2 separate regions of the Homo sapiens genome follow, and region 2 is linked to region 1. Evidence: read pairs that join two places in POLR2A ChIA-PET (ENCODE). Cell type or tissue: HepG2. All regions are shown on one strand. Links, peaks and the distances in the headings refer to the core of each region. The heading gives the core; the rest is flanking DNA. Region 1 has its middle 8.2 kb from the start of DYNC2I2. Region 2 overlaps NUP188 (nucleoporin 188).

What was found. Peaks named below come from ENCODE experiments on the same cell type or tissue, not always from the same donor. Only the 100,000 strongest peaks of a DNase experiment are listed, where the experiment ranks them.
Region 2: POLR2A ChIA-PET joins it to region 1 with 7 read pairs; 5 of 35 experiments call an interaction of 5 or more read pairs at or near these places.

Annotation. Positions count from the first base shown.
Region 1 is chr9:128,662,218-128,667,935 of GRCh38, reverse strand. It overlaps a transcript of DYNC2I2 not described here and the pseudogene HMGA1P4. Among named protein-coding and RNA genes, the nearest start is that of DYNC2I2, 8.2 kb to the right of the region's middle. RefSeq lists an enhancer at 1-131. In HepG2, for the core only: no CTCF peak of the experiment used is centred there; a DNase peak (open chromatin) is centred at 1,172.
Region 2 is chr9:128,950,002-128,954,155 of GRCh38, reverse strand. NUP188 (nucleoporin 188) reads right to left here. Exons shown (of 44, transcript NM_015354.3): 3 at 1,310-1,383. Among named protein-coding and RNA genes, the nearest start is that of NUP188, 4.4 kb to the right of the region's middle. In HepG2, for the core only: no CTCF peak of the experiment used is centred there; no DNase peak of the experiment used is centred there.

The DNA of each region.
Region 1 (5,718 bases), core at 1-2,500:
CATGGTGAAACCCCATCTCTACTACAAATACAAAAATTGGCTGGGCATGATGGCACGCACCTGTAGTCCCAGCTACTCGGGAGGCTGAGGCAGGAGAATCGCTTGAACCCAGGAGGCAGAGGTTGCAGTGAACCAAGATTGCGCCACTGCACTCCAGCCTGGCAACAGGGTGAGACTCCCTCTCAAAAAAAAAAAAAAATTAGCTGGGCGTGGTGGCGAATGCCTGTAATCCCAGCAACTCGTGAAGCTGAGGCAGGAGAATCACTTGAACCAGGGAGGTGGAGGTTGCAGTGAGCTGAGATGGAGCCACTGCACTCCAGCCTGGTGTCAGAGCGAGGCTGTGTCTCAAAAAAGAAAAAAATACAGGACGAGGCGGGCGGATCACAAGGTGAGACCAGCCTGGCCAACATAATGAAACCCCATCTCTACTAGAAATACAAAAATTAGCCGGGCGTGGTGGCGGGCGCCTGTAGTCCCAGCTACTCGGGAGGCTGAGGCAGGAGAATCGCTTGAACCAGGGAGGCGGAGGTTGCAGCAAGCTGAGATTGTGCCACTGCACACCATCCTGGGCGACAGTGTGAGACTCCATCTCAATAAAAAAATAAAAAATAAAAATAAATAATCACAGTTTACTGCAACCTCAGCCTCCTAGGGCTCAGGTTATCCTCTCACCTTAGCCTAGTAGCTGGCACTAAAGGCACATATCACCACTCCTAATTATTATTATTATTTTTTTTGAGATGGAGTTTTGCTCTGTTGCCCAGGCTGGAGTGCAATGGCGTGATCTCGGCTCACTGCAACCTCTGCCTCCCGGGTTCAAGCGATTCTCCTGCCTCAACCTCCTGAGTAGCTGGGATTACAGGTGCCCACCACCACACCTGGCCAATTTTTGTATTTTTCATAGAGATGGGGTTTCACCATGTTGGCCAGGCTGGTCTTGAATTCCTGACCTCGTGATCCACCCCCCTCTGCTTCCCAAAGTGCTGGAATTACAGGAGTGAGCCACCGCGCCTGGCCTAATTTTTGTATTTCGTAGCAACAGGGTTTTGCCATTTTGCTCAGGCTGGTCTTGAACTTCTGGGCTCAAGTGATCCATCCACCTTAGCTTCTGAAAGTGCTGGGATTACAACAGGCATGAGTCACCATGCCAGGCCTTATCTTCTTTTTTTTTTTTTTTGAGATGGAGTCTTGCTCTGTCACCCAGGTTGGAATGCAGTGGCACAATCTCAGGTCACTGAAACCTCTGCCTCCTGGGTTCAAGGGATTCTCCTGCCTCAGCCTCCGGAGTAGCTGGGATTATAGGCACTGACCACGCCCAGCTAATTATTGTGTTTTTAGTAGAGATGGGGTTTCATCATGTTGGTCAGGCTAGTCTTGAACTCTTGACCTCAAGTGATCCGCCCACCTCAGCCTCCCAAACTGCTGGGATTACAGGCGTGGGCCACCATGCCCGGCATTGTCTTCATTTTTAACATTCCAGTTTATAACCAACCTGAATTAATTTTGTAGTATGATGTGTGGATGTATTTTGGCTTTTTTTTTTTTTTTTTTTCTGAGACAGGGTCTCACTCTGTCACCAAGGCTGGAGAGCAGTGGCACGATCTTGGTTCACTGCAACCTCCACCTCCCAGGTTCAAGCAATTCTCATGCCTCAGCCTCCCAAATAGATGGAATTACAGGCGCCCACCACCATGCCCACGCCCGGCTAACTTTTGTATTTTTAGTAGAGATGGGTTTTCTCCATGTTGGCCAGGCAGGTCTCGAACTGCTGACCTCAAGTGATCTGCCCGCCTTAGGCTCCCAAAGTTATTTTTCCAAAATATTTGTCAATTGATCCAACACATTTTTTTTCTATTTTTTTGAGACGGAGTCTTGCTCTGTCTCCCAGGCTGGAGTGCAGTGGTGCCATCTAGGCTCACTACAACCACCGCCTCCTGGGTTCAAGCGATTCTCCTGCCTCAGCCTCCCGAGTAGCTGGGACTACAGGCGCCCGCCACCATGCCCGGCTAATTTTTTTTTTTTTTTTTAGTAGAGACGGGGTTTCACCATGTTGGTCAGGGTGGTGTTGAACTCCTGACCTCATGAGCTGCCTGCCTCAGCCTCCCAAAGTGTTGGAATTACAGGCGTGAGCCACTGGGCCCGACTTTTTTTTTTTTTTTTTTTTTTGACACAGAGTCTCACTCTGTCGCCCAGGCCGGAGTATAGTGGTGCAATCTCGGCTCACTGCAACCTCTGCCTCCCGAGTTCAAGCGATTTTCCTGCCTTAGCCTCCCAAGTAGGTGGGATTACGGGCGTGTGCCATCATGCCTAGCTAATTTTTGTATTTTTAGTAGGGACAGCGTTTCACCATATTGGTCAGGTTGTTCTTGATCTCCTGACCTCCGGTGATCCACCTGCCTCAGCCTCTTAATGTACTGGAATTACAGGTGTGAACCACCGCGCCTGGTCCCAACACATTTGTTTTATTCAATACGTGTTGATTAAGTACTTTTTATGAGAAAGCCCTAATTTAAGGTCATGGCAAATATAACGGTGAGACTAACATGACCCATCTCTGGCTGAGTAACTTTGAAATTCACAGATTTGGCCAGGCACGGTGGCTCACGCCTGTATTCCCAGCACTTTGGGAGGCCGAGGAGGGTGGAACACGAGGTCAGGAGTTTGAGACCAGCCTGACCAACATGGTGAAATCCTGTCTCTACTAAAAATTCAAAAATTAGCTGGTCGTGGTGGCGGGCGCCTGTAATCCCAGCTACTCAGGAGGCTGAGGCCGGAGAATTGTTTGAACCCTGGAGGTGGAGCTTTCAGTTAGCCGAGATTGCGCCAATGTACTCCAGACTGGGTGACAGAGCGAGACTCTATCTCAAAAAAAAAAAAAAGAAAAAGAAAAAGAAAAAAAATTCACAGTTATAATTTTACCCAAATAACTGTTTATGTGTTATATTTTTCTTGTTTTTATTTTTATTTTTGTTAAAAAAGAGATGGGATCTTGCTATGTTGCCCAGGCTGGTCTTGAACTCCTGAGCTCAAGTGCTCCTCCACCCTTAGGCCTTCCAAAGTGCTGGGATTACAGGTGTGAGCTACTTCACCTGGCCAACGTTTTTTTCAACAGAATTGGTGCTGCATGTATAATGTTGAAAAACGAAATACTGGTGGGGCACGGTGGCTCACGCCTGTAATCCCAGCACTTTGGGAGGCTGAGGCGGGTGGATCACCTGAGGTCAGGAGTTCGTGACCAGCCTGGCCAACATGGTGAAACCCTGTCTCTACTAATAATACAAAAATTAGTTGGGCGTGGTGGCAGGCACCTGTAAAGCGAGCTACTTGGGAGGCTGAGACTGGAGAATTGCTTGAACCCACAAGGCAGAGGTTGAAGTGAGCCAGGATCGCGACACTTCACCCCAGTGTGGGTGACAGAGCAAGACTCTGTCTAAAAAAAAAAAAGAAAAATGAAATACTGGTATTGACATATTTAGAACAATTGCCTACACAGAACCATATTCATTCATTTAAACAATACTTATAGAGTGTCTAATATATGTGAGGCAGCAGTGATTGTAATCAGTGCTTTGAACAAAATACACAAAATAAGGTAATATTTCCCTAATGAGTTGGCTTTTGAACAGAGACATCAAGGACGTGGGGAGGAGGCATTGTGACCATCGGGGAAGGATATGCTAAACAGGCTGGGCGTGGTGGCTCACGCCTGTAATCCCAGCACTTTGGAAGGCTGATCACCTGAGGTTAGAGGTTCAAGACAAACCTAGCTAACATGGTGAAACCCTGTTTTTACTAAAAATACAAAAAAAAATTAGCCAGGTGTGGTGGCGGCCACCTGTAATCCCAGCTATTCGGGAGGCTGAGGCAGGAGAATCGCTTGTACCGGGGAGGTGAAGTTTGCGGTGAGCCAAGACCACGCCATTGCACTCCAGCCTGGGCAAGAAGAGCAAAACTCCGTCTCAAAAAAAAAAAAAAAAAAAAAAGCCTGGGTGCAGTAGCTCACACTTGTAATTCCAGGTTTTTGAAAGGCCGAGGCAGACGAATCGCTTGAGCCCAGGAGGTCAAGACAGCCTTGGCCACAGGGTGAAACCCACTCTCTACAAAAAATACAAAAAATTAACTGGGCATGATGGCGTGTACCTGTAGTCCCAGCTACTAGGGAGGCTGAGCTGGGAGATCACTTGAGCACTGGATGTTGAGGCTGCAGTGTGCCATGATGGTGCCACTGCATTCCAGCTTGGGTGACAAGAGTGATACCCTGTCTCAAAAAAAAAAAAAAAAAAAAAGAAAAAAACTATAATAGATATGAACAAAACCTAATTGGGCTACAGAAAATGGAACAAATACATCTACTTGCAGATTAAAAGGAGCCCAAGCCCCATCTCATCCTAGCACACCCTCCTCCACTGTCCTGGCAGTAGCAGGTATGGCCATCTGCGGGGGTGCTTATTCTCAAAAATGTCCCCAGCCCAGCCTGTGTCTTTGTCACTCCATGGAGCTCACACTCACTTTTCTTCCTTCCTCTCCTTCCCTAGTCCCTGCACTAGGTCAGACAATCCCCTTTGGGGTACAGGAAACAAAGCAGGAGGAGTTTGAGGTCCCTACACTGCAGCAGAAGAAGAGGAAGGAGTGGGGCCTGAATTGACCATAAAGGATGTAGGGGCCACGTTGTTCCACTGTAATGTCAAGGAGGGGGTGGCCATTGTTTGTCCCAGCCTGGGGCTCCCCCTCTGGTTTCCTATTTGTAGTTACTAGAATGAAAAAAAAACATGATAGATAAATAAATAATCCACTGGCAGAGATCAGAGAGGTTCAATCTGGATCATTAAGAATGAATTGGGGCCGGGCGCCGTGGCTCACGCCTGTAATCCTAGCACTTTGGGAGGCTGAGGCAGGCGGATCACCTGAGGTCAGGAGTTTGAGACCAGCCTGGCCAAACCCCATCTCTACCAAATATACAAAAATTAGCCAGGTGTGGTGGCCCACGCCTGTAGTCCCAGCTACTCAGGAGACTGAGACATGAGAAATGCTTGAACCTGTGAGGCAGAAACTCCGTCTCAAAAGAAAAAAAAGGCTGGGTGCAGTGGCTCACTCCTGTAGTCCCAGCACTTTGGGAGGCCAAGGCAGGTGGATCACCCGAGGTCAGGAGCTCGAGACCAGCCTGGCTAACATGGTGAAACCTACAAAAATTAGCCCAGCATGGTGGCAGTTGTCTGTAATCCCAGCTACTCTGTAGGCTGAAGCAGGAGGATCACTTGAACCTAGGAGGTGAAGGTTGCAGTGAGCCAAGATCGTGCCACTACACTCCAGCCTGGGGGATAGAGTGAGACTCTGCCTGCAAAAAAATAAATAAATAAATTAGCCATGAATGGTGGCGGGTGCCTGTAATCCCAGCTACTCGGGAGGCTGAGGCAGGGAGAATTGCTTGAACCCAGGAAGTAGGTTGCAGTGAGCCGAGATCGCGCCATTGCACTCCAGCCTGGGCAACAAGAGCAAAACTCCATCTCAAATAAAACAAAACAAAACACCCAAGACTGTAACACTTGTGTTTTGGAATTATGAATATCCTGCTGCTTTATGTCCAGTATCCATCTGTAGGGCACACCAGCCTCTCAACACAAAGAGCATGGGCAGATGGCGCTTTCATTATGGCCACCATTGATTGAGCCCCCTTCAGGTTTCAGGCTCTTTTTTTTTTTCCCCAAGACGGAGTCTCGC
Region 2 (4,154 bases), core at 1,655-4,154, 280 kb before region 1:
GAAAAAAGATAGTAAAGAAAACAATAGGCTGGGTATGACGGCTCACGCCTGTAATCTCAGCACTTTGGGAGGCCGAGGTGAGCAGATCACTTGAGATCAGGAGTTCAAGGCCAGCCTGGCCAACATGGTGAAACCCCATCTCTACTAAAAATACAAAAATTAGCTGGGCGTGGTGGCGGGCACCTGTAATCCCAGCCACTCGGGAGGCCAAGGCAAGCGAATCACTTGAACCCGGGAGGTGGAGGTTGCAGTAAGCTGAGATGTGACACTGCACTCCAGTCTGGGCGACAGAGCAAAACCCCATCTCAAAAAAAAAAAAAGAACAGACACTGGAATGAGACCACCAGGGTCAAATCCTGGTTCTATCACTTAGTAGCTGTGTGACCATGACAAGTTGCTTAACCTCTTTGTGCCTCAGTTTCCCCACTGGTAAAATGGAAACAATGATAAGGGTACCTAAATGTGATAATATAGAGATTATCTTTTTAAAAAGTCCATGTATTTTAGATACATAGTCAAGTATTTGCAGATAAAATAACAAGGTATCTGGGATTTACTTTAAGGTAATTACAGGGGAAGAATTAACAGACAGATGAATAACAAGGAAAAGTTCATCGTTAACCTAAGAGAATGAAAATGGAAGGTAAAGATGTAATACATTCAAAAGCAGTACAAAAGTAGAAGGGAAATGAGGGTGACTTAGACTATAACGCATAATAGAATGAGATCTGGACTAGGAATCAAGATCAAATAAGCCCAGCCCTACAAGCTGCATTCTCTTTATTTGCAACTACTTTATATTTTATTACTATGTTTTCCACTACCCAATAAAAAGATCTATATATTCACCCAAAGAATAAAAGTAGTAACTATCTCAAAGGGGTGTTGTGGGGATTAAATAACTTTTGATAAGTCAGGTGCTTAGAGTATTAATTGTTACATAGTTAACACTACACAAGTGTCAGTTGTTAGCATCATCCTTCACTGCTATCTCCCACCAATTAGTACTCACACAGACACTGTGGACTCTGAATAAATATTAGAAAATTCGTTGAATGTTTAATAAATTCTCATCCCCACACATAGGTCATAATTATATTCTACAATACTGTATTTCTAGAAGGAATTTCCTTTTCTTTCGGTCAACAAAAAAACAAATGTACCCTACTGTTTTCCACTGGTAAACTAAATTGTATTATCTCTGGTATACATAACCCTACAATATCATCAAAGCACATAGAAGGATGGTTTTATCCATGTCAGCTTCCTTAGGACAATTACTTTAACCAGACACCCGGAACTGCCATACCTGGGAGGTTTGTAGTAAGAAAGCCCCTCTAACAATCGCCGCCAATGTTTATTCAGTTCTGCCTCAATCTGACTCTGGAAAAGAACAAGGTAATTATACAAATGCAGTATTTTTTTTTTTTTTTGAGACAGAGTCTCACTCTATCACCCAGGCTGGAGTGCAGTGGCACCAACTTGGCTGACTGCAACCTCCGCCTCCCAGGTTCAAGTGATTCTCGAGCCTCAGCCTCCCGAGTAGCTGGAATTACAGGTGCCAGCCACCACACCCAGCTAATTATTGTATTTTTAGTAGAGATGGAGTTTCACCATGTTGGCTAGGCTGATCTCGAACTCCCCACCTCAAGTGATCTGCCTGCCTTGGCCTCCCAAAGTGCTGGGATTACAGGCGTGAGCCAAGGCACCCGACCGCAAATGCAGTTTTTTGTGCTTTCTTTTTTTTTTTTTTTTTTGAGACGGAGTCTCACTCTGTTACCCAGGATGGAGTGCAGTGGCGCAATCTTGGCTCACTGCAACCTCCGCCTCCTGGGTTCAAGCAATTCTCCTACCTCAGCCTCCTGAGCAGATGGGACTACAGGCGCACGCCACCATGCCAGTCAGTTTTTTTTGTATTTTTAGTAGAGATGGGGTTTCACCATATTGTCCAAGCTGGTCTTGAACTCCTGAACTCGTGATCTGCCCATGTCAGCAAAGTGCAGGGATTACAGGTGTGAGCCACTGCGCCCGGCCCAAATGCAGTTTTATTAATAATCAGACTCGGCCAGGCATGGTGGCTCAGGCCTGTAATCCTAGCACTTTGGGAGGCCGAAGCGGGCGGATCCCCTAGGGTTGGGAGTTGGAGACCAGCCTGACCAACATGGAGAAACCCTGTCTCTACTAAAAAATACAAAATTAGCTGGGCGTGGTGGTGTATGCCTGTAATCCCAGCTACTCGGGAGGCTGAGGCAGGAGAATCACTTGAACCTGGGAGGCAGAGGTTGTGGTGAGCCGAGATTGCACCAATGCACTCTAGCCAGGACAACAAGCACGAAACTCCGTCTCAAAAAAAAAAAAAAAAAATCAGATTCCAGAATCACACTAAGTATTACACATTCCTTTGAGTGTTTTTAATATGCATTTTTCCCCAGAGTTGAAATCATTTTGAATACAGAATTCTGTAACCTTCTTTTCTTTGCTTAACATTATAACATAATGACTTAACCTTATTATGAAAGTCTTGATAAACATACTTTCAAGTTGCTGCATAATACTTGTATCAAGTTGGTAGATCATAATTCATTTACCATTCCTCTAATGTTTGATATACTTAAGCTGACTGTAATTATTTAATAATATAAATGATGTTGTGGTGAAGTTTTCTTTGTTGTTTTTTGAGACAGGGTCCTGTTCTGTCACCCAGGCTGGAGTGCAGTGATGCAATCATGGCTCACTGCAGGCTTGATATCCTGAGCTTAAGCGATCTTTCCACCACAGCCTCCTGAGTAGCTGGAACTACTAATACAAGCATATGCCACCAAGCCTGACTTTTTTTTTTTTTTTTTTTTGAGATGGAGTCTCGCTTTGTCACCCAGGCTGGAGTACAGTTGCGCGATCTCGACTCACTGCAACCTCCACTTCCGGGTTCAAGCGAATCTCCTGCCTCAGCCTCCCGAGTAGCTGGGATTACAGGCATGCACCACCACACCGGGCTAATTTTGTATTTTTAGTAGAGACGGGGTTTCTCCATGTTGAGGCTGGTCACGAACTCCTGACCTCAGGTGATCCGCCCGCCTCGGCCTCCCAAAGTGCTGGGATTACAGGCGTGAGCCACCATGCCTGGCCAAGAATCTTTCTTAGGTTGAGGTAGAAGAATGGTATTTGCACCCCTACTCTCAGCAGCCAAGCAATGAACACAGGTATCTTTTCATAAAAGGAATCAATGAAATACAAAGGTAGATTTAAAAGACTTCAGCAGCTAGGCTAGGTAGTCTCATTTCAGCAAAGAAGTAGGGAATGCGTAATGTTTATAAAGCTTTTTGCTTTTTTGAGCTGGGGTCTCGATGTGTCTCCCAGGCTAGAGTTCACTGCAGCCTCAACCTCCCAGGATCAAGCAATCCTCCCACCTTGGACTCCTAAGTAGCTGGGACTACAGACATGCACCACCATGCCTGGCTAATTTTTTAAAAAATTTTTTGTAGAGACGGGGTCTTGCTATCTTGCCAGGGTTGGCCTTGAGCTTGTGCACTCAATTGATCCTTCTGCCTTGGCCTTCCAAAGTGCTGGGGTTACAGGCATGAGCCACTGCATCTGACCACGTTTATAAAGTTTTAGGAACAAAAAAAAAGTGTTTATACCAGGCACAGTGGCTCATGCCTGCAATCCAAGCACTTTGGGAGACTGAGGTGGGCAGATCACCTGAGGCCAGGAATTCAAGACCAGCCTGGCCAACATGGTGAAACCCCATCTCTACTAAAAATACAAAAATTAGCCGGGCGTGGTGGCATGCATCTGTAATCCCCAGCTCCTTGAGAGGCTAAGGCAGGAATCACTTGAACCCAGGAGACAGAGGTTGCAGTGAGCCAAGATCGTGCCACTGCACTCCAACCTGGGCGAGAGCCAGACTCTGTCTCAACAACAACAAAAAAACGTAGCCGGGTGTGGTGGCTCATGCCTGTAATCCCAGCACTTTGGGAGGCTGAGGCAGGCAGATCACCTGAGGTCGGGAGTTCAAGACCGACCTGGCCAACATGGCAAAACCCTGTCTCTACTAAAAATATAAAAATCAGCAGGGCGTGGTGGTGGGCACCTCTAATCCCAGCTACTGGGGAGGCTGAGGCAGGAGAATCACTTGAACCCAGGTGGCAGAGGTT